Regions from separate parts of the Mus musculus genome. Here all the other regions are linked to region 1. Evidence: chromatin loops called from intact Hi-C (ENCODE). Cell type or tissue: heart. All regions are shown on one strand.

The links. A loop is a pair of places that touch in the nucleus more often than their neighbours do. Peaks named below come from ENCODE experiments on the same cell type or tissue, not always from the same donor. Only the 100,000 strongest peaks of a DNase experiment are listed, where the experiment ranks them.
Region 2: it touches region 1 in a loop (2.0-fold over the local background); 2 of 42 quality-filtered maps call a loop at or near these places.
Region 3: a loop joins it to region 1, with 5 times the contacts of the local background. A loop is called at or near these places in 8 of 42 quality-filtered maps.

What each region holds. Positions count from the first base shown.
Region 1 is chr1:13,369,766-13,377,765 of GRCm38, forward strand. It overlaps Ncoa2 (nuclear receptor coactivator 2), which reads right to left and starts at 4,318. Exons shown (of 23, transcript NM_008678.3): 1 at 4,173-4,318. It also overlaps the pseudogene Gm51852. In heart, CTCF peaks have their summits at 3,284, 4,785 and 7,217 (motif pointing right); DNase peaks (open chromatin) are centred at 2,806 and 4,356; H3K4me3 peaks cover 3,843 bases; H3K27ac peaks cover 3,060 bases.
Region 2 is chr1:13,269,103-13,277,102 of GRCm38, forward strand. The region is part of intron 2 of Ncoa2 (nuclear receptor coactivator 2); the gene reads right to left. Among named protein-coding and RNA genes, the nearest start is that of Gm23169, 62 kb to the right of the region's middle. In heart, a CTCF peak has its summit at 7,294; no DNase peak of the experiment used is centred here.
Region 3 is chr1:13,148,158-13,156,157 of GRCm38, forward strand. Ncoa2 (nuclear receptor coactivator 2) reads right to left here. Exons shown (of 23, transcript NM_008678.3): 17 at 4,640-4,918; 18 at 4,222-4,299; 19 at 2,533-2,761; 20 at 774-951; 21 at 160-358. Among named protein-coding and RNA genes, the nearest start is that of Prdm14, 25 kb to the left of the region's middle. In heart, a CTCF peak has its summit at 3,084 (motif pointing right); no DNase peak of the experiment used is centred here.

The sequences.
Region 1 (8,000 bases):
TTCCAGAGGTCCTGAGTTCAATTCTCAGAAACTACTTGGTGGCTCACAGCCATCCATAATGAGATCTGATGTCCTCTTCTGGGGTGTCTGAAGACAGCTATAGTGTACTTACATATAATAAATAAATCTTAAAAAATAAACAAATTAAAAAGCTAATAGGGCTTAAACATTGGTTTTATCATATTAACAACTAAAAATAGTTAAACTTTTAAATATAATTTCAACCACAACACAACAATGACCAAGATATCAAAGACACCCATGCATACCAGAAAATTAGTCTTCTATTAAAAATGCTTTAAAGGGCCACTCTTCATGCTTTTTCTTTCTAACAATATACGGACTGCCTTTGTATTCAATACGACAAAAACAATTTTTCCTAGAGATCTAAGCTGTCAAAGTATGGGTCAAATAGCAACCTACTGTGGCCTGAAACAGCTAAGGCACTGAGTCCTTAACTTCTACATGTAAAATAGAAACGTAATCAGAGATCATGGATTCCATGGAGACTGGAAAGCTTTAATAAGACGCATCTATTGAGAGGTAAGGGGAGAACCATTAACCCTTTATGCAATCCTAGGACCCTCCATCTTTTATATGTATTTTCAGTAAGATGTCTCTCATGCTGAAAGTCATCTAAATTATATTTAATCGATGAGGGGTTAAAAATATTTTTAAAAATATTAAGTCCTCAAAAGCATTAAACTCACATGAATGATTGTTGAGCTGTCCTGAAACCTGGGCCTCAGCACCCTGACATCTAAAGTCAAAGAAATCCTCTCTTTTAAGAGGGAAATTCCCAGGAGGAAGAAGGTTCAGCTCCAGCAAGAGAGCACACAATGGAATCGCCGCCGCTGACAATGCACATCTTTTTCTAGATGCCTCCATATGCTTGCGAGGTTTTTCCCCTCACCAGGCATTAGGCGACTTGCTATTCTCTGCCACCAAGAATCTAAGAACGCTTTGAAGGATCCTTATGGAGAATGAAGTGAAATAATGGGTTGCTTTTAAGAATTCAGGAAAGAGAAAGGGCCTGCATCAGAGTGGCCTCCCAAATTAACCAGCAGTGGGAGTCTCTGAATGTTGCTGGGTTCTGAACATTAATTTACAATACTCCCTACTTCTGTCAGTTGAAATAAGTGCTTATCTTTCACTTGACTCATTTATCACCAAAATAACACTTCAAAAGCTACAGAAAAACGTAATTTACACCAGGTGGTGGTGGCACACAGCTTTAATCCCAGCACTTGGGAGGCAGAGGCAGGCGGATTTCTGAGTTCGAGGCCAGCCTGGTCTACAAAGTGAGTTCCAGGACAGCCAGGGCTATACACAGAAACCCTGTCTCGAAGGAAAAAAAAAAAAAGCAATTTACTTCTACAAGAACGTCTAAAATTACACAGGTTGGGAATCTACACTATAGATTTGAAAGTCACATATTACACACTACTCTTTCCTTACATTAGTCTCTCGCAAGTCCTTTCTTAATAATCCAATAGTAATAAAAGCTGGAGAACCCAGTGTGGTTCGTGCCCATTAGATATTTTTTTAAATCCCAAAATTAAATTCATGGGTGACAGATTCCAAAAATGAATGGATTTTAAGTTTAACATTTCTCATCCTTTGAACTCCCAAAGATTCCAATTGGGAAAAGGAATGTGTTGCTGCCCTCCGGTTGGACTAACCTCACCAACAAAGAACAGAGCATGTACACACACAAAAAGCACTGCAGCAGCAGCGGCGGTCTTTTTAACAGACCGCAATTCCCGCTGAGCAACCAGGGATCCTCAAGGGAACCGCCCCCGCCCCCCTTTCCTAAAACTCAGGAGTCAAGAAAGTCAGTTCACTGGACCCAAACAACCAAAGATAGCTCTTGACCTCTTACACATCAGAGAAGTAGCCACATACTGTACAATTCATCCGTGTTTAAGGAAACTAAAAATAAATAAATAAATAAATAAATAAATAGATAAAATGTTTTACGAATCTTTTGTAAGGGAGTAATATGGAAAGCTATACTGCTATACTTTATTCCTTTTGTTTTCTGCCAACAAATATTCTTTAGCTGCTTTTGCTAAGTACCCACGCTTGGTATCTTAGTGGCGCTTTGGTTCAAAACTTCATTTTGTTTACCCAAGAACAAGACAAAAAAATATGCACAGCATAACCAGTAACTTTGTTAAAATGTCACACCCAGACCAAGCACGAAACTTTCAAGGAGACTTGGGAAATTGGTGTTGGTCTGATTAAACAAGATCCCAGTGAGGCCAATTCCAAACAAGAATGCTTTAGCACTCCTAAAAATCACCTCACAAGAGGCCACCCCGCGCCTTTACTCTCAGGGTGCCCTTTCAATTCACCATCGTCCGGGTGCTGGACAGAAGCCCAGTGAAACTAACGCAGACCTTCAAAGATCTCACCTGGTGCTGAGATCCAGAACGCGGTCACTATCAACATATGCCATTTTAAAACCGGGCCTCGCAGTTACTGCCACATCCTGAAGTGGCTTTAGACTTTGTCATGTCTAAAACAACGCCTCTCGCAGCACCAGAGAAAAGCAATATCTTCGCGCACCTATGCAGGTCTCCCCGGGTCACAGATTCTGTGAGTGACACTATTCCACAAACCCAGGTGCGGGTGACCAAGGGACGCGCCAGAGTGGAGGGCTCGCGGCGTCTCCAAGGCTCCCCCGCCCCGCCTGCAACTCAGCCCTAACTGGACGGAAGAAACCCCGCCTCCTTCCTGCCTCTGGCTCCCACCATTGGCTTACCGGTACCCGGCAGGTCAGTTCCTGCCTTCCATTGGCTCACTGCCCCATCAGTCAGGCACAGCCAGATTCGGGTCGGTGGGAGGGGAAGGAGTCGGAGGAGGTGGAGTGGGAGTGGGATTAGAGGACGAGGTGGCGGAGGAGGGTGCTCGAGCTCAGGCTCGGGTTTGGGAAAGTTTCCCCTGCCAGTGACAGGCCCTCTAGGCTTGAGGCCCAACGTCACTCCCGGAGAGTAAGGGGCTCGGGTCCCCGATTCCCGCCCCTCAGTCCGCAGGCCCCGGAAGCCACTTGGGGGAGGGGAAAGGGAGGGACCATGGAAGCAGGGACCGAGCCACCCCCGAGCGCGGCCGCGGCGCCTCCAGGACTCCCCCAGGGGCGGGGTGCGGGCACTCCAGCCCGCGGCGCCGACCCTGGACGCCTCCCCGGGAGCCTCCAGGGGCCCGGAGAGGAGGGTCCCCGGCCCAGGGCGTGACCGGGGCGCGAGGGCCGCCAGGACCCCTCCCGCTTCCCGCGGGGGGCCCCCGAGGGCCTGTCCCTGCAGGGGCCGCAGAAGGGGTACGGAAGAGGGGGCGCTGGCGAGCCAACCCGGAACCTCCTGGCCCGCAGCCCGCCTCCCGCCCCCGGCCGCGGCCCCAGCGCGCCTCCGGCACACATGCCCGCACCCAGAAAGTTAAGTCAGGGGCGAGCCCGGCGCGGCGCCGCCACCGCCGCCGCCGCCCGACCCCGGCTCCCCGCCCCCACCGCGGCCCGGCCTGCGCGGCCCGAGCGCTACCGCCCCGAAGCCACCCAAGCCCGAGGCCCCCCAGACGCCCGAGCCCCCGCCGCCGCCCCTGCCGGCCGCGTCACCTTCACACACCCCCGGCACTTCCCAGGTCCTGCCTCCCCTCGGCCGGCTCCCACCCGTGCAGCAGTGGCCGCACGCCTCCCGGGAAGAAAGCACCGGCCGCGACTGCGCCCGCCGGCCCGGGCTTCCCCCGCCTGCCCGGGCTGCGCCGCGCAGCCTCGAGGGGGCCGGAGCAGGGGCCCGCGGCACAACCGCCGCTTCCCAGCCTGGTGCTCACCTCTCGGCCGGCGCCGCGGGCTGCAGCCTCCACCCGCCTCGCGCTCCAGGGCTCGTCTCCCGAGCTCTCTCGCCCGGCGCCCGAGCGCCTCCTTTCTCTCCCGGGGACTCGGCGTCTTCCCGCCCTCCCCCCTCCCCCCGGGAGCCGAGTCCCCGGCTCGGCCGCGCCTCGAGGATGGGCGTCGCGGGCTCCGCACGCCTGGGCAGCGGTGCCCGCACACAACAACAGCCTGCCCGGCCGGCCGGCGCGCGGCTCCGCCGGGCTGCGCGCACCAAGGGCAGCGGCCCGGGTGGGAATGCGGCGCCCCCCGCCCGCCGCCCGTGAGCCCCCAGGGGAGGCGCGCTTACCAATGTGGCCGTCACGCCGTCAGGTGCGGGCTGCCGTCGGCGCTGACCTCCGCCGCCGCCGCGGGAGCCCAGGCTGCGGCCGCCATGTTCCCGTGTTAATAACTGCTGCCTGGTTGTTTATTTCAATGGAGATCCTCCCCCAGCTCCCTCCTCCTCCTCCCCCTCCTCCTCCGCGGCTCTGCACTTGCGGAGAGAGACACAGACCGCGCGAGCTCGCGAGCAGGGGAGGGGGCTCGGGCACGGGGCTGGCCCGCCCTCCGCCTCCCCGCCGCCTCCGAGCGAACGCTGTCACCGCTCAGGGGACCGGGCGGAAACTTGCGTCCCGCGCCCCCGAGCGTGGGCCCGGGAACACCGGGGCTACCCCACCCGCGGGGTCCTCAGCATCTCCCTGGCTGGCGAGACTTCAGAGCTCGGGGAGTTGGACAAGATGGGTGGCTGTGGTCTAGGGACCGTGACCTATGGGTGACTGGAAGTGAAGGGAGAGTCAACAGAGGACTCCATGCGAGGGCAAAGGGCAATGCCCAAAAGAAAGCTAAAAAGGGGGACTGGCCCGGGCCTGGGGGTGGAGGCCAAGGGACTGCCGCGCCTCCGACGGCAGGGACGCTGCGGCGAGAAGGTCGCGGAAAACCTAGTCCCAGAGGTGCCTCCCGCGCGCGCTCAGGCAGGGCCCGGTAGCCGGCAGCCTGCACCCCTCGGGCGCACCTCTGCACCCAGACGCTGTTCCGGGGCGCACTCCTTGGCCACCATGTCCCCTCGGTTTTTTCGTGGATACGCCTCCCCAATTGCTGTCCCTGAGGTCTCTGGAGGGGATAGAGGGGCGTGACCGCGGGAGGCGAACTTACCGGGGTACCACCCCGGGATTGCCTGACAAAGCAAAGGCTGCTCAGTATTTAGAAAGACCGAGGGGAGTGTTCTCCGCACGCAGTGAGACAACAAAAGTTTTGTTTTGTTTTTTAATTGGGGAATCCATTATCAAATCCTCAATGGAGTATTGGGATTAAGGAGACGTGGAGGAGTTTTCACGTTTAAATGTTGTTTGGTTTTTAACTGGAAAAGCAACTTCTTTTCCATTTAGATATAATTAGTTGAAAGAAATGAGCAACATTTGTTTGCTTAACGGAAGTTATCAAAATATGACAGGAACACGTTTCCTTATTTTAACTCTTATGAAAGGTCACTTGCCATAGACAATAAGTGTTTATTGAACTGTAACGACTTGGCACTGCATTAAGTGATTCACACACACTCCAAATTTTAATCCTCAAACCTTACGAAGTAATTGCTATTTTTATACCTCATAAAACATTGAAACCTAAAGAAGTAATTTTTGTAGAGTTACACAGTAAGCAAGGTGGGCAAGATTTGAGCCCAGGTCCATTAATTGCAAAACATGCTTTTTGATCGTATTTTTTTTTTAGCTCCAGTTTATTATGACAAAGAAAAAGAAAAGTATATGCCTACTTGGCTATAGCTAGAAAATATTTAGAAAGCTGTAACAAATGTTAACATTGGTGAGTGGAATCGGAAGGAGGTCTGCAATAGGCTACTTCACGTTTTTCAGGGAAGTGTCTGCTGTTTGGAATGATTGGTTTTGACCACCTGTTAGTAAATTTTAAGGATTTTTTTTTTAATTAGCTAGAATAAATTATGTTCCCCGAAGACTCAAAAGCCTTCAGCAGCTTAGGGACAGAACAAGGAGATACAGAGTGTCCCTCTGATCTGTCCTCCTCCACTCTTAACCCATAATATTTTTGCAGGGAGGTTGGGTTCCTCGCAGGAATGTCCCCATTGCCACTTAGATTTCTTCTCCTGTCCTAAATTCTTAAGAGTTAAGAAAGACTCTTGTTGCTTTCTATTCCAACTCTTGAGGGGAGAGGCAGCTATCCAGAGTCCATCAGTGCTCAGTGGCAACAGAATTAACATGAAAAAACTACCTGTGCTGAACGTGCAGACAAACACATCCCTGCTTCCATGCTGTGTTACTCAGTGCACCTTCTTACTGAATGCTCAAGACACACGACTGTCTCTAAACAATAAAACAAACCAAACAGCTCTTACAGTAGCGTAAAGAACTCCATGCCCAGCTGCCTCACTCCAGCGGGACCTGGAAGAATCATGTCACTTTGGAGTACTGAAATAGTGTCAAGACGTCACACCCATGTTATAACTGTGGTATTTATTTATTTTGCTTTTATATGTTTAACTTTGTATTCTTAGAACCAGCCGTATTATCAATACATCATCTTTGAGCTGCCTTGAGTAACAATCTCTCCTGTATGTATCAAGACTCATACTGAACAATGATTTCCGGGTTGCAGAAAACTATTTTTGTATTTGCCTATTAAGTCCTGTGCCAGTTCAACAACACGTAAGTATTACTGTGTTCTGTTTGTACAGAGCGTGTGGCCTTGTTTGTGCATTTGCCCTTCTCATTCTCCAGACTAAGCTCCTAGGGCCCAAGACCCTCCCACCTCAGCCAATGTAATACCCTCTAGTGACCCTTGAAATCACATAGAGTACCAAGTTCCTAACATGTTTTTTCTTTACCTGGATACCAATGATAAAGTTTATATATTAAGCAGAGTGAGAGGTTGTAACTAATACTACAAAACAATGAAAGCTATACTATAATCAGTGTTACACAAATATCTGTAGGCTTTCCCACGCACATCTCTCTGTACTTGAATTGTTTTGCTTGAAGGGAACACTTTATAGATTTTCTTGGTAGCCAAAAAGCACAGATAGTAAGCAGAGACTACACAAAGGGGTGGATTTGGTACAAAGTGGGACTGAAGAAGACATTGTAAAATTACATGACATAGTGGCAAGCAATGTAAAAGTTGTGAGTTATCTATGAAATTTTTCACTTACTATTCTCAAATTGTAGTTGAGCATGGACCAGTGAAGCTACAGAAAGAAAAGGGACAACTGTATCTGGCGAGGCCTCGTGGCCTTTCATACCTCTTTTGCCAGGGTCCAAATCATCAAACATTGCTTTTATTTACATAAGTACACTGCAGCTGTCTCAGACACCAGAAGAGGGCATCAGATCTCATTACGGATGGTTGTGAGCCACCATGTGGCTGCTGGGAATTGAACTTAGGACCTCTGTAAGAGCAGTCAGTGCTCTTAACCATTGAGCCATCTCTTCAGCTCCCCTTTTATTAAAAATTTTATTTATTTTATTTACATGAGTACACTATAAAACATTCTTATAAAAAAGGCTTTCCCTGTTTTGAAGTATCAATTCCTGAGACCTCAGAATCAACTTGATATGATGGCTCATATTTCTAATTGCAGCACTGGGGAGGTAGAGGCACGGGATGAGTTCAAAGCCATCCTTGGCTACATAGCAAGTTCACCACCCAGCACACATATGGCAGCTCCTAACTGCCTATAACTCCAATTCAAAGGGTTCCAACCCTCATACAGACATACATGCAGGCAAAGCACCAATGCAGGTAAAATTAAGTATTTTTAAAACTGAGTAGTAGGGGGCTGGTGAGATGGCTCAGTGGGTAAGAGCACCCGACTGCTCTTACAAAGGTCCGGAGTTCAAATCCCAGCAACCACATGGTGGCTCACAACCATCTGTAACAAGATCTGATGCCTTCTTCTGCAGTGTCTGAAGACAGCTACAGTGTACTTACATATAATAAAGAAATCTTTTTTTAAAAAAACTGAGTAGTAATTTAAGACAAACATTTCTATTTTTAAAAGTATGTATAAACATATATATTGTGCATTGTTGGGAAAGGACATGTCTATGCCACAACAGGTGCTTAGAAGTCGGTGACAACTTACTTCAGAAAGTAGGTTGTCTCCTTA
Region 2 (8,000 bases), 100 kb before region 1:
GCTCAGCGGTTAAGAGAAAAGTCCTGAGTTCAATTCCCAGCAACCACATGGTGGCTCACAACCATCTGTAATGGGATCTGATGCCCTCTTCTGGTGTGTCTGAAGACAGCTATAGTGTACTTACATATAATAAATAAATAAATCTTACCAAAAAAAAAGAACTTCTGTCTATTATAATGTCTGAGATTCTAGGCATGGTGGTATGCCCCTTTAATCCTGGCACTTAAAAGGCAGAATTGGGTAAATCTCTGAGTTAAATACCAGTCTGGTCTATGGTCCAGGACAGCCAGGGCTATACAGAGAAACCCTGTCTCTAACAAAAATTAAATAAAATTTAGAAGCTAGGATAAGGCAGGGCAAGCCTTAGTGTAAGCACTCATGGGGAACAGGCTAGAAGATTTAAGTGAGCTTGAGGTCAGCCTGGTCTACACAGAGTCCCAGGCTCTTCACTATTACATAGAGGGCCACTGGCCAGGAAGGGCCTTTTCACCCAGACTGCCTAAGCGTAACCATGACAATTAAAAAAACCCTCTTATTCTATTTCACTTCTTTCATTTGCAGTTGTCAAACAATTATTCAGAAGAAATAACCAGTAAAACGAAATTGCCACCATAAATTCAGTGGCCTAATGGGACTACATTAGGGGAGAAATAGTTCTTACACAGGACTAAGACCAGTCAGAGCTGTATTTACCAAAATTTCCCCTAAACACAGGCTACAGATAACTGTACAAGAGAACCTTAATTATGTAAGAGAACCACGCACAGTCCTTTTGATAGCTGCATGTCCCTGAGTAATACAAATGGTCAGCGCCTACTCAGGAGCCATGACGGTGAAGGAAAACAGCAGGCTAGCCCAAGACCAGGTCAGCAGAGGAAAGAAAAGAACATTTGAAAAGGTGTTTCTAAATTAGCAAGGGTTTTCTTAGACTTACAGAAAATTTTCCCTTCCTGATTAAATAGAACTCCAACACAGAGCTGAACTGGATCACACCATGGGGCCATGCTAACTGCAGTGTACATATTCTACAATGAAAACCCCAGATTGTAGATAACCATGATTTGTGTGTTTAAGCAGCAAAACTTTTGAAAATTAAAGGTTGTATGGCTACTGATACTGCTGAAATAGTCTGTCCAAAAAACCCATATAACTTTGTGAACCATCAATGTAAAATATAGGGCAAAATGTTGACTGAGAAGAATTGTCTAATTGTCAGAGACACAGTTACTTTGATGAAGAATTTCACATTGAGTACCTGCGTCTTCTGCTGCAGTGAAAGGGGTATGCCTACATTAAATGAATACGAAGGGAGGAATTAGGAAATTCCTAAATTAGGAATTAGGGCAGGACCCATAACAGCACTGCAATTAAAAAGACAGGAAAGGAAACTCAGATACGTCGTCCAGGCTTTGAGATGAGGGACTGGCTGGGATACGGAGGATCAGACTAAAGAACAGCAAACTCAAAGTTTAGGACACAAAGTCCCAATGGGACAAAGACCTGTGTCTTCCACATTTAAATACAGGCACTCACTAGGCATTGAGTACCTCTTGAACTCTAATAAAGCAGAGGTCAGGCAAGTGAGACGTCCCACCTGGTGTTTATAAATGTCTTCACCAAACTGTCCTCTGACAAGCACACTCATACTTGGCATGCCCAACCCGTCCACATATACATCACACACACAATATATACTACAAAAATAACTTCTTTAAACTCAGAAGTATCACCTATATCTACTACATGTAGTTTTCTGTTTAATTTCTGTTAATTTTTATTAACTCACACTTTGCTTTTGTTTGTAAGTGAAACCCTCCTAAAATTGAGACAAACAATAAAATATAAACTAAAGCCAAAACACTGTCTAAGCAAATACCTGTTAATGATCTTAAGCTCCTCGTGAGCAGAGCTTAGCAGATGTCTCAGCTTGAATGTGAAACATTCTCTCCCAGGTTCCCATGTTCAGTGCCTCTTCCCAACTGGCTGTGCTAGTCCATTCTAAGGGGTTCGGAACCTTGAGAGGGTAAAGCCTAGCAGGGATGAATTGCTCAGAGGGTTAAACCTCTGAAAGCTGGAACCTAGCCCTGTTTGCTTCCTGGTCAGGCTTGATGTGAAGGCTCTTCACCCCATATTTCTTTCACTGTGACCTCTGCCATATCTTTCTTTCCCACCAGAAATGAACATAAAACTTTCAAACTGTGAGCCCAAACAACTTTCTCTCTCTTGAGCTGTCTTGTTTGACTCATGCGAAGGCTAATACAGAAAGTTGGTACCAGGAGCTAGGTGGCTGCTACAGTTAAGCCTGACAAGGCTTTGAGAGCACATTTGTAAGAAGGATTTGCTGTGCTCTGGAGGTAGAGGCTAGAAAACTATAGCATGCAGAGGGTAGAGTTTGATGGGTGATCACTAGGAATTCAGAGGACCAGGATGCCTACACAAGCTGTGATCTTAGGATCGTTGATGAGACATTAAACAGCAGGCTACTCACTTCACGATTGGGGGGGTGGGGTGGGTAGGGGGAGCTCTGTCCCTGTTCTGCCCGTATCCTGAAAACTTGTGCAGCCTAATTCCAAAGGAATAGATTAATCTTGGGAGGAAATTTCAAAGAATACATAGGATTCTGGGTCTGGTATGGTTATCGTTGGCTGCACTTAGGTTTACAGTCAGAACAGAAAGGAAAAAAGAACATAAAGATGTGATAGATATACAAATGGCCAGGAAAAGAATGTGAGCACATTTAAAATTTCTGACAAAGGAGGTATGGGCAAGCATCTGCAATTACTAAACAGATTAGCACCACATACGAAGCCAGGATCCCTGCCATGGGACCACAGAAAGGGTATTGTGTGAGTACTTCAGGAAGTAGCAAGAGCTGGCCTCTAAATGGGCAAGATGTAAAACTTTATAAGACCTACGTGAAAAGGAACTGTGATTGGGGTGCCTTATTGGAAAACGGCCATCTAGGAAAGTCTTTTTCCAAGTGTTGTCATTCAGGCATTCAGTGGCTGCAGGTGCTATGGTCCACTGTGGCCTGGCCACTTCCAAAGCAGACAGCAGAACCTGGTGTCATCCAGGTGGCGTTGTTGGGTACCCAGTGTACTTGTACAAAGATTTTAAAGAGGCTACGCAATGGACATCAAGATCACATCCCCAGAGAAACCTGGGAGATACCTGGAACTTAAGATGCCAGAACATGGGTGTTTGCCAAGGAAAGCTTCAGGCAACAAGGAAAGCCATCTTGGGCACTGTGTGCTGCAGACGGCTACAAGGTAGGGGCCCAAGCCCACACGATAGCTCAGAATTATAGAATGTCATGTGCATCTTGATGGTTTTGGTTTGGCCCAAAGTTTCTTTGCTATCTTCCTGTTTTTCCATATTTGAATAGAATGGTAATGTTACCACTATATATTAGAAGAATAGCGACTTTAACAGGCCAACAAATGTCAAGTGTCAGCAGACTTTAAACTTTGTACTTCTGAACAGAGCTGGAAACTGCCCAGGCTGTTTCTTAAAGGAGGACTAAATGCAGTTTTCATTATGACATGGTCAGGTCTTGGCAACCAGGGCCAGAACATGGTGGCTTGATTATGAAAGACCCTCCCCCACCTCACAGACTCATATAGTTTTGAAAAGTTATTTCCCAGCTGGTAGAATTATTTTGGAAGCCTGTGGCTGGAGGAAGCCGAGCAGGAGGGTTGGACCTCTGAAGGCTACATAACTTGGTCCTTGCTTCCTTGGACTTGGTGACATGGAAGCCTCTGCCACACACTTCTGCTCTGCTGAGTTCTGGATGACTCCCACAGGCTGGAACTTCTGAAACTGGGAGCAAAGCAAGCCTTTCCTCTCTTGAGTCGTCTGCTGTGTGTGTGTGTGTGTGTGTGTGTGTGTGTGTGTGTGTGTGTGTGTGTGTATGTGTGTGTGTGTGTGTGTGTGTGTGTGTGTGTGTGTGTGTGTGTGTGTATGTGTGTGTGTGTGTGTGTGTGTGTGTGTGTGTGTGTGTGTGTGTGTGTGTGTAGGGGCGGGAGGGGACCTGCACTGCCTGCTTGGCCTCTTTTACCCCAGTGTCACTGAGGGGTGAACGCACTCCTCATTTCTTCTGTTGTCTTGTCCAAAGCATAGGAGTCTGGATCAGAAATGGTGTAACAACACATGAGAAGCAGGGCAAGCAAATGCTTTGCAATGCGTGCCTGCAGAAAGAGTCTGTAAGGGCTGAAGGACTCCTGGCTGAGCTGCTTCCGACACCTTGTTATGTGAGCACAGCTTCCTTCTCTTATTGTTTCCATTAACAAATAAGCTCTTTCTCTTTTGTATCTAACCTTAACAAAAATCAATTAAAAAACTTCATTGTTTTTTCTTTAAAGATAGGCAATTTTCTAAATTGTTCAGTTAAATGAAACTAATCTTGAATTTTGCTTAAATGTTGAAAAATATAATAAAATATTTGTTCTAAAATCCTTGGTCTCTTGGCCTCAAATGGCGTTCTTTTAGTGCTTCAGGCTAGAAAACTGAATAAGATAGTGGATTTATACCAAGACTGTCCACAAAGGCTATTTTTAGGTTGTATCTGTAAGTGATAATCTTTTCTGTGGCTTTGTTAATTTTCTTTTAATGACTGTATTACAATTTACCTTTTTTTTGCTGACATTGCTTTTCCTTATTTCCTCACTTGACCCTCTGACATATTCCATATGTGGGATTCTACCATACAAGTTTGTTTGTTTTCTAAAAAAAATTGTAGGTGACTTTGATTCCATGTTCTTATTGTTAGTACAAAGAAATTTACTGAACTATAACACACACGCCAGAAGAAACCCCATGCCATCAGCACCAATCAGGCATCAGCTCCATCCCTCCCTGCCCCGTCCCAGCCCTGGGCAGCCATTACTCTACTTTCTCTAACACAGATTTACCCTTCCTAGGCATTCTGTAATAAATGGAATGATCACCAAACATGCTTTCCCAAATAGCATCCTGCACATGTAATGCTTCTGGGACTTATCCACCTTACAGCATGCTTCATTACGTCATTATTTTCATTCTTGAATAACATTCCATTGATGTTTGTAGCTCATTTTATTCCTCTGTTCTTCAGCCAATGGACATCTGAATTCTCCTCACTTTGGAGCTATTATGAATGATGCTACTATGAAAAATCACCAAGTTATCTTTGTCAAGATAGAAAAATTACTAATTAGCTGTGGAAAGTGGGATAATCTAGAACATAGAAACTGAACAGTCAAGGTAAACAAAATCAGATGTTTCATAGAACATGGAATGATTACATGCAGTCTGAGCACCCCAATTAAACTCCCATCAACCCATGCACACACTTACATCCTGCCCTGCCCCCACCTTGTCCTCTTAGTCCCCACTACCACCTGGCACACTTCAGAAGGCTACTCTTGCCTTATCCTCCAACTACATCCTCCTCTGGCAACTCTGTAGGGTATTCAGTCTGAATGTGTTGTAGAGCTTCACAATTCTGCAGCCCTTTAGCAGACCCCTACTTATCAGGACTACATTAAAATACCTTAGTGAGAAGATGACCCTTGATCCTACTAACCTGTCCAGGCTAACATACATGTAGGATATATACAAACACCATTCTGTTGAGCATGGTGGTCCATCCCCATAACACCATAATCCTAGCATTTAAGAACCTGAGACAGGAAGATAGTCCAGAGTTTAATAATACCTTATGCTACATAACAAGACTTGGAATAAAAGCAAATGGACAAATGGACACAACTGGGCATTGACACATGGCCTTCTCCTTCCTACTAGGTACTACCTTCAAGGATGCTTCCTTCCCATGTCATGGAACTGTCTGAACTGATGAGGGAATTAGTAAACCTGAATTGAAAATTATTGCTGGCAAGGACACAAAACATAAACTTTAGCCTTGGCTACTCGCTCTACAACATGGACAAAAACCTCCACTGCACTGCTAGATCGTATAGCCCATAGCAGTGTGTTTGACTTGAATTTATAATGCTGGCAGCCATCTATGTACTTATTAACCCATAGCTAGCACCACAGTGGGTGAGCATGCCTGTCTTTCAGCACCATCTCCACATGCCCCAGCACAGAAGCCATACGTCTATAATATAACAGGTTTAGACACCTGCTTCCTTCAGTGAGCATACATAATGACAGACAGACATTGTGAGAGCGGCACTATAGGCCTGGGGATGTGAGACTCTAATGATTTCACCTGTAATGGGGAAAATAATAAATGTGGCATCAGCATTTCTAACTGGGAAGGCTGCGACCATGAGCCTCTGGAAAGCCATGAAAACGCACAGCCTGCCTTCAGCTCAGACATTAAAATAAAGATCTCCTACAAACTGTAGGGGAATAAGGATTACTTTTTTAAAAATGTAATCAGATTTCTTAAAGGGTCATGTTTGGTGTATAGAATTCTTCCCAAGTTGTATGAACAATCGCTCAAACTCAAAAACATCCCTTATAGGTGAAGAAAATGGGGCAGAATCAGTTTTACAAAATAAATTGCTTGTGGGTTGTTACAAATTGGGCATCTGTCTGAGCTAAATGACTTTTCCAGAAAAACAGTGATGTTGGAAAACTCTGTGCCCTGGTGACTGGTGCACATGAGTGGGACGAACAGTAAGATGAACACCAATTAGGAAATCAGACATGCGTGCAGCATCCACACTGCAGGCCGCGCGGTAGGAATGTCCTTCCAGCTAGTGGTTCTGCACAGACAGCTACCCAACCCTAAACAATGCTTCCTCATCCGCACCCACATCCGCATCTGCATCCACATCTGCACAGAGTGGCTTCTCATTGTCCAAAGGCAGGGAAGGCAGCATGATCTTGTGGAAAGGCAGCCACCCATGATGAAAGCAGGTGGCCTATGTGCAGGTATCCTGGCCCTGGAAACTTCCAAGAAAGATGCTTTCTTGTGTCATCTTGCGTCAGCCCTTAAAACTTGGGAAAAGTAACTTAGAAACCCCGGGTACAGCCTAGCACTGTGGAGCATACCTTTGATCTCAGCACTGAGAACTCAGAAGGCAGAGGCAGATGGGTCTCAGAGTTCAGTTTGAGGCCAACGTGGTCTACAAACTCAGTTCCAGGATAGCCAAGGCTACACAGAGATACTCTGGCAGATCCCAGATCCAGAACACTAGTGTCACAAGCAGTGACACTGACGTGGGAAATCCTCACAGTACTAATAGATGACAGCTGCCAAGCAACATTAACACCGGAGGCCACCAAGTAAAATCTCTCTCCTCATGGCCTGCCTTTCACAGTGTGGCCACCTACTGCCAGTGTCTCTGTAGCACATGCTGCAGAGCTGAGTTTTCAACTGAGATTGCCACAACACAACAGAACCTGTAACCTATCAGCACACAGTTACAGAAACAAAACAAAACAAAACCACATTAAATTATTAAATTATCATTTGAAGCTATCCTAAAATAAATTAAAAATTACCATAATCCCCTATCTTGCTAAGTTTAACATTCTAAAGATAATTTCACTCTCTGTGACTTGGAGTCTTACAGTCCTGATTCTGAATATATGCTACTAATATATGACAGTGGAAGGCCTTGCAGCTTAGGAGTTAACCTCCTAACATGCCTGAGTACAAAGCTGTATGCTTTCTTCCTTTCTTTCAGAGGACAAAGGGGTAGCTGGAGAAATGGCTCAGCTGTTAGGAGCTGCTGCTCTTCTAGAGGACCTGGGTTCAATTCACCAGTTCCATGGAGTGCTCACCCAAAACCATCTGAAACTCCATTTCCAGGGAATCCGACACCCTGTTGTGACTGCCATGACCCAGGAACACACATGATACACAGATACACAGATATAAGACAGATATACACATGAAAACTGAAAGTAAATATGCACGTAAGAATCTGAGCACAGGGCTCATGCACACAAAATGTGCACAAACTTGTTACTAAGACCAAGAAACCTTTATACCAGGCACAGAACAGTATAGCACCTTCCCAGCCCATATTCGAAATGCTTGG
Region 3 (8,000 bases), 220 kb before region 1:
AATAGTTCCTTCGTCATTAACAAGTATTTTTTGTTAAATCTCACTGGCACAGGTGAAAATAAGGTGAAAAAACACTTTTCAAAATAGATATGGGATTTGTGGCATAAACAGACACAAAGCCAAGGAGAACGTTCTGAGCTGCTTCTCTGAGGCTCTTACCTGCTCGGGACCCATGGAGGGCAGTCCTGACGTAGGCACGGAGGTCACTGAGGTCATGCTCATCTGGCCTGTCATCTGGTTCATGCTGCTCAAGCCACCCGTGTTGGTTGCCATCGACACACTGATGTTCATGTTGTTACTATACATGCTGGTGTTTGCTTGTTGCCCAAAGTGTGGTGGGGACTGCTGTGAGAACATGCTGTAGCGTGGGAGACAGAGTTAGTCTGATGGTAAGCTGAGGCAGTCTCTATCTAAATGGGTGCTGGCCCAGGCATCAGGCTTGCTTCTTCCCTTGCACACATTGCTGGGAAGCACACACACTCCTGCTTTCCCAGCTGCTGGGGGCTTGCTGTTTGCTTCTTAGCATGTGCACTGATGAAGCCTGGCTCTGTGCCACCGCCATCCACAGGAATTCTACAGTTAGGAGTGGCAACTGCTTAGAGGTAATGTTTTTGCTCTAAAACAAGAGGTGCTGTGCTAGGCTTCTGTGAAATTGTTGACTTTTGCTAAGAATAAGCTAGCTTTTTAGCAGTTCATTTGCTATTGCTTGCTAAACGCCACCACCGCCTGGCTAGGGGTGATCATTTATATCAGACGCAGTAATGTGATGTTACCTGTTTCCACCCATGCTCCCCTGTGCCCATCCATTCATGTCTGAGGTGGGCTGGTAGGCTGGGTTGGCTTGAGACTGCTGCATCATGGGACTCTGAGTATGTGCCATCCGGGGAGACATTAGAGGACTCTGGGGAGTTGTAGCCCCAGTAAAGCCAGGATCAGGTTGTTGACTTATTCCTTAAAAACAAAAACAAAACAGAAGCCCAAAGGAGATTGTTATCTATATCATAGAGAGAATGTTCCAAATTAAGTATACACAGAAAAATTACTTTCAATTATCTGATTATGTGCAAATTATTAGATATTTGAAAGAAGCTGAGACAGAAGTACATGGAGAAAACCCTCTCTATACTTGAAAGCTCTCCAAGAGTCACAGGGCTCCGAGGATGCACACTAGCATCAGGGCTAGAGTCAGAGAAATGACATTTGTTCCTGAAGCCCTCTCTAAACCAAGGACGAGTCTACTATGTAGAGACTTGATTTTATCTGAGCCGGTCAGTCAGTGTAATAGTATCGTTCCTTTTAAATTTAGTCTGAGCTCATTAAATTCATCTATATACCAACAGTCAACATATGAATAACTTACACTAAATTAACTTACATCATCTCATGTTCAGGAGATGTATTTCAGAAAATACACAACTGCACGCCCACATTGGCTTATTTTGTTTTTGGAAAAGGGCTTGTGGCACTTGAGTGCTGTCAGGATTATCCATTTCTTGTATAGTTTAGGGTAAAAGAATTCACAGCAAAAGAAAAGGAATCTCAGCAGACTTCCCTGAGCTAGCAACGGAAAGCGAGCAAAGGCACCAAAAGGAAGACAGCGAGGGGGCATTTCAGGGACAGAGTAAGGACCCATTCGCTTAATCCTGCGCAACACTTAATATTTAAAAGTAGCTACAAGAGAAGAGTCTGAAGAGGAGAAGAACACAATGCACTATCTCTGCTCTTTAAGGAGACACGACGTTTGTATTTAGGCAACACAAAGGCTTCCATGTTCATGGTTCCTTACAGATCCCTCAGACAGGGCAAAGCAGAGCCATCTGGAACATGCAAGCATGGACGCACTATGGAAGCACCGAGACTCCCACTGTTAGCGGAAGATAACAACCGGATGTCAATCTCCATGACATCACCCTTGGTGTCTCGTCTGTTAGAATGACATCCGAGAACAAATCAGGATTAAGTAAAGCCAGAGGCCTCCCACGTGGCTCCGAGTAACACTTCAGGAACGACCAATCCAGTGAAGACTTGGTACAATCTTGAAAGTTTTTATTTTTTGTTTTGATAAGTGTTGTCAGTAACAAACAAAGCCTTTATTTTTTAAAAGCTGTAGACTATTTGTAATATTTAAATTGGCTTATGTCTTCTGACATTTCATATTTAGCTACTGATTTCTTTGTGTCAGACTCAGAAACAATCAAGGATAAGTAGCAATGTGTATTACATTCATAGACCCTGACCTGAGCAGATAACATCCATGCATGCTCACCAGAGACACATGACACTTAACTTTGGTCATTCTTAAAGACCTGCACCCAAAGAAAAGGAGGACCCGAGCTAACAGGTAGGCACTGTGCGGGACTGGGAGACTTGCCAGGCCCTAATCTGCTCCAGGCCTCCTATCGTTTCCTGGCTAACCAGGCACATAGCCGTGAGAAGGAAGCCGTGACCAGGACTGAGGTGCCTCGGGAGAAAGGAGAAAGAACAGATAGGCCAAGACGGGACAGCAACGGTGGGAGGGATCTAAGTCAGTACCGTAGTTCGGAGGAAATGGGAACTGCTGGGCATTGGCCTGGGGGATCCGGGGATTGCTCATGGCTGCTGGTAGGCCAGCGGGAGCCACCATGCTTGGGGTCACATTCAAGCCCTGTCCTCTCATCATCAAAGTCCGCTGCTGCACCTGCTGCTGCATCTGTCTCTGCCGAAGATGTTGGTTGAGGATTTCCCTCTGCCTCTGGGCCAGCATCTGTGCATTAATAGGAGCCTGAAATTGTGGGCAATCATGAAGGGAAATCAAGGATAGATAGGTTAGACAGGATACCAATGGCATACTGTATGTAAAATCATTTGAAAAACAAAGTTCCATGAAGGGGGGTCCTCGGAGCAGAGCACCTAGTGAGCACGCATGCGAGTGCTCTAAGTTCAGCCTGTGTGATGACGATTCTGTAACCCTCTGATAGTGACCAACTCATTTCTCGAGGGTACAGTCAATCAAAAGATGTCAAAAGAGCACAGGCCTTTCTACAGGAAGACTTTATGTTTATTTTTAAAATTTATTTTTATGTGTGCAGTGCTCATGGAGGCCAGAAGAGGGCGGCTAATCACCAGGAAATGGAGTTACAGGTGCCCACGTGCTGCTTTCTGGGTCCTCTAGCTTGACTGTCACCTCTTTTCTGCTTTAGTATCCCAAGTGCTGGGAGCTACTACAGCACTGGGGTTACAGCGCAGCTACCCTGGCCTGGCAGAAGACTTTATGTAAGTTGAGGACAGCATTTAGAGTCTCTTTGAAGGAACATTCCAACTTAACAAGAAACCAAGCCACTGCCAAAGGTGACTTGGTGACTTCGGAGAGATGGAGGTGGGGGTGATCTGACAGTAATTTCTGTTACTTTACTGATCTCCAGGCTGCTCTGGCTGGCTGCACAGGTGTCCCCTGTGTCCCTGTGTCCCCTGTGTCCCCTGTGTCCCCCTGGTCTATGGCTACATCATGTCAGATGCACCTGATCTCAGAATGGTCTTTAGATGTCTGCTGAGAGGCCAGGATGAGTGACATGATGTGAGGAGGGGCCCTGGGCGTGTGCTGTACGCTGGTGCTGGAATGGCATCCCCTCGCCACTCACAAGGCTGCCTACTCTAAAGTTTATCTGCAATGCAAACATGAGTGTGCGCAGCACTGTCAAGCCATTTATGACTGTAAGGACAGCAGCACGGATTTCCTATGCTTAGCACTCGCCTGCTTCCTGCCAAGGGGAGGGCTAGATGGATGTGTGGCCTTCTGATGTGGCCGACAGAACCTAACAGGCTCTGTGCTGGTGCAGGACTGTCCAGTGTTCTCAAGTGGAAGACATAGGTGTGCTTACGAAGAAAAGTACGAGTGTTAGGCAAGGCTTGTTTGAGTCTGAGATAGCCTGTCCATTGAGTTTAATAAGTAAATTACATACACGTAAAGTGTCTTCACACAGAAACTCCATAGAAACAAGGCTATTGCCGAGAGCAATGTTGTGGCCAGTCTTGAAGGCTAAACCCGTGTTCTCATGGGAACAGTGGGCAGTACTTGAATCCAGAATTGGTTGATACATTTTTGTAATACAACTCTTGTGTATTATAGGAATCAGCTGACCCTGGCAACAGGGATGGCATTCAGAACTAACACAGGGAGTCAGAGGAACTAGGAAAACCCAGGTCACTCAGCCTATCTGGGAGGAAAAATGAGAGGCTTCTCACCTGAGTGGGCACTCCAGGCCTCAGAGTCAGGTTCACATTGGAAACACTGCTGATCTGATTCATAAGCGGCTGGCGATTCTACACACAAACACGGGCATTAGCACTCGTCGGGAGGGGGACTTTAAGACGGGGTCTTACTATGTAACCCAGGCTGACCTAGAATCCATCCATATTTTTTTGAGACACGGTTTCTCTATATAGCCCTGTCTGTCCTGTGTTTCACTCTGTAGACCAGGACTCTGCCTCCTGAGTACTGAGACTAAAGAGTAAGGTAGCTATTCCTAGCTCAATACATTTAAACAACAGGACATGTGTATTTCAAATCATCTTTTCCAATTAACAGCCCTCTCCAAAAACTTAACTCTTCTTCATTCCTCAGCCAGCCAGGGCCCCCGCCTGAGTCCCATGAGAAACTAACCTGCTGTGCTTGGAGGCGGTGCTGAAGCTGAAGTCTCAGTTGGTTTGGCTGGTTCTGCACAATGCCTGTGGGCCTGAGGCCTGGCCGTGGCTGCATACGGAGTGTGGTGTAATTTGGCCGCTGTCCCATGGTGTGAAAGTTTGGATCTTGCATGGGATTATAGCCACCCTGGGCCATTTGTGCCTGAGATGCGTACTGCTGTGGGAAAACGGGGGGCTTCTGCTCCAGCATTATGCTGGACTCCTGACTTGAGAACTGCTCTGCATCCACAGCTTGGCTCTGAAAAGAAGCCCCAAATAAGCACACAGTAAAGCTACTACTACTACTACTGTACTGAACACGAGGCTGCGCTCCCCCCCTCCTGTAAGTGATGATTTAGAAATACTGTACCAAGTTTACCAATGTATTTTTTTTTAGTTTGCCTCTACTTTTCCTTCTACCCAATGCCTCTTTGCAACTCCTCGAGGGAAGAAGCAAGGGTTGGGCTGCCTCCCTGCAGAGCTTCCTCCTTCCTTCCAGTGAGAACCTGGCAGGGCCTTTAGTGAGCAGGCAGCTGCAAATGTTTCCTCTTTTGACAGAGACACAGCCCCATGTCAGTTATTTTAACCTATGGTCACCTTAGTCACCATAAGCAATGCTGGGGAAGCAGCCTACAGTCTCCACTCTAGACACCCACAGACTTGGGGACATGAGGCCCACTCGAGGGAGACTTTCTAGCAAAGACCGGGCGGGTAGGCTGTGGTGCGTACTGTGATGTGGGACTTAAGCTCACCAGTGGGGTGATAAACTTACTGCCTATTATGTTTTGGTGAAAAGAGTTTGATATACGGTCTTACATAGCCCAAGTTGGTTTCTGACTTGCTATGCAGCCCAGGATGGGTTTCAACCATGAGTCTCTGGCCTCCACCTCCCAAGTGCTGGGATTCGAGGTCAGTGTCACAATGCCTGCCTTACACTGTGTACTGTTTACTACGCTGTTCTCTATGGTTAGTGGAACTTCTTACATGCGTACACTTTGCTATAATTCACTACTACATGCTAGACATATTCAATGTGTTTGTCATTTGATTTTTCAACAGCTTTTCTCCTACCAAAGACCTACAGAGGGAAAGGAATGGAAGGTGGTGTAAGGGCATGTAGCAGGTCCTCCCTGTGCCCTGACCAGCATCTGACAGAGTATCTGCAAGACTAGTTTGTATATATTTGGTTAATTTAATTGTCTGAAAGATGCATTTTTTTAAACCCCAAGACATGGTCTCATTATGTAGTCCCGCTGTCCTGGAACCCACTATGTAGACTGAGTTAGCTTCAAACTCACAAAGATCTGCCTGTCTCAATGAGTACTGGATTGAAGGCATGTGATACCATGCCCAGCTGATATGTGTTTTACAGAGAGAGCTGCATAAATTCCAGTTGCATCTTGCATTAGCTATTTAGTTTTTAAAAAAGTGTGTGCACATGTGAGTGATACACACATACACAGAGAGAGAGAGAGAGAGAGAAAGAAAGGAAGGAGAGAGGGAGCCAGCCCAAGCAAGCGCACACGAGTGTGTGAAGCCTGGAGGGTTTCTGGGGATGCGGCCCTTTCACTCAGTTTCTGAGACAAGGGGTCTTGTCATTTCTGCTACTGAGCTGAACATGGAAACTTCTGGCTGACTGTCCTGTTTCCATGCATAGGGAATCTAGCGCTCTCTCAGGGCGATGCTCTAGTGTCAATATGAAGATCTAATATACCCTTGTCCTTCTAGAAGCCACGACTAGACATCTGAAGGTCTTTAGAGGGCAAGCCGCAGCAGAAGTCACATCTCAAGCCGCCATCAGGTTACTGCTCTGGCAGCCTTAGTCCTTCCTTCCAGACGCCCTAGGATGATAACGCTGCCTGTGGTCTGTGGTCAGCAGGACAGCGTCAGTATACTGCCCTCTCCTCTTGATAATTAAAAAAAAAAGTGTGTATGGAGTACCACCAGCAGGGAGACCACTCCTTGTTGAAATATTTCAGAACTTTACATCTGCCCATATTTAATAGAAAATCTACTTAGGTTATTTCCATATTGATCTATTTAGTTTTTGCTCTGTTTGAGACAGGTCTCACTTCTGTTTAGAACTCACTGATTACGCTAGACTGGCTGGTGCTGTGGGAATCCTCCTGTTTCCACCGTCACAAACTCACCATTGCTGGGGTAACGTGTGTACCACTGAGCCTGGTGGTTTTCCTGGGCTCTGGGGATGTTTGTGAGACAAGAACTTTATTTCTATACTGTGTATGCAACTCTGGCTAATCTACAGTATACATGCACACCACATTTCCACCGCTGCCCCTAAGAATGCCGTCTGTAGTTCAGCTTAAACGACACGGTGACTGACCTGAGGAGAGCATTCAAAATGATGTAATACTGGTTTTAATTTTTAAAAAGTATTTCAATATTTTAGATGCCAAGACAGGTCAACTGCCATAAATTTGAGCCTAGGTTGGGCTGGGATCTCTTAAATTTCTTAAAAATCTAATCTCTTAAAACATAACCCCCGCTTCCAAAGTCCCTCAAAGTATTCCAGTCACTGAGGAACTCCAAGGACATTTAAGAATGTCACCTGCATAAACTCAAGGATAATCGCAGAAAAGCTGAACTCTAGCTGAAGCTAAAGGCGAAGCCGACCAGTCATGCAGGAAATAGGTACCCCATTTCCTTTCTGGTTTTAAGTCAGGGTGTACTGTGCAACCTCCAGTCATTTCTTTCCATTCTGCTGTTTTCAATATGAATCAACAAGTCTGAACTCCCACCTGTGTCTGCTAAACTCTGGGAATTATGACTGTTTTTAAGGTTCCAGAGTCTTCGATGACTATCACTATCCTCACAGTGACATGCTGCAGGGCCAGGCAGCCTGGCCTTGGAAGATGCTTGTGACAGGGAGACTGGCACTGGACAGGAAGGAGGACCAGGAGGAGGTTGTTTCAGATGCTGAGGGGCCATGGGGTTATTATCACAGCCTCAGGGCTTTCTCAAATCAAAGAAAGACAAAGTCTGTTACTTCTTCAAATAAACTAACGAGGGAGCAGAGAGAGAACTAGGCTCACTAGGGTGGTTGGCATCCTAAAATTGTTACGGGCGACACCCACATAAGGGTTGTAGTGTTTGGTGAGCTGCAGTCACACTTAAGATGCTTCTGCTACCTGTGTGTGAAACAGTCCTTTCTAAGTAGCGGCTGCCTGTCTCAGTGAATAGGCATGGCCGGACTGAGGCCTGCTCACATGGTCTCCCATCCCAGCATCGAGGACCAAGGCCCCCAGGAAGCAGTGACCCTGTGGCTTCTCTAACTTGTTTTCCTAATCTGCCCTTTCAGCAAGCGTGGACAAGAGGCTCTC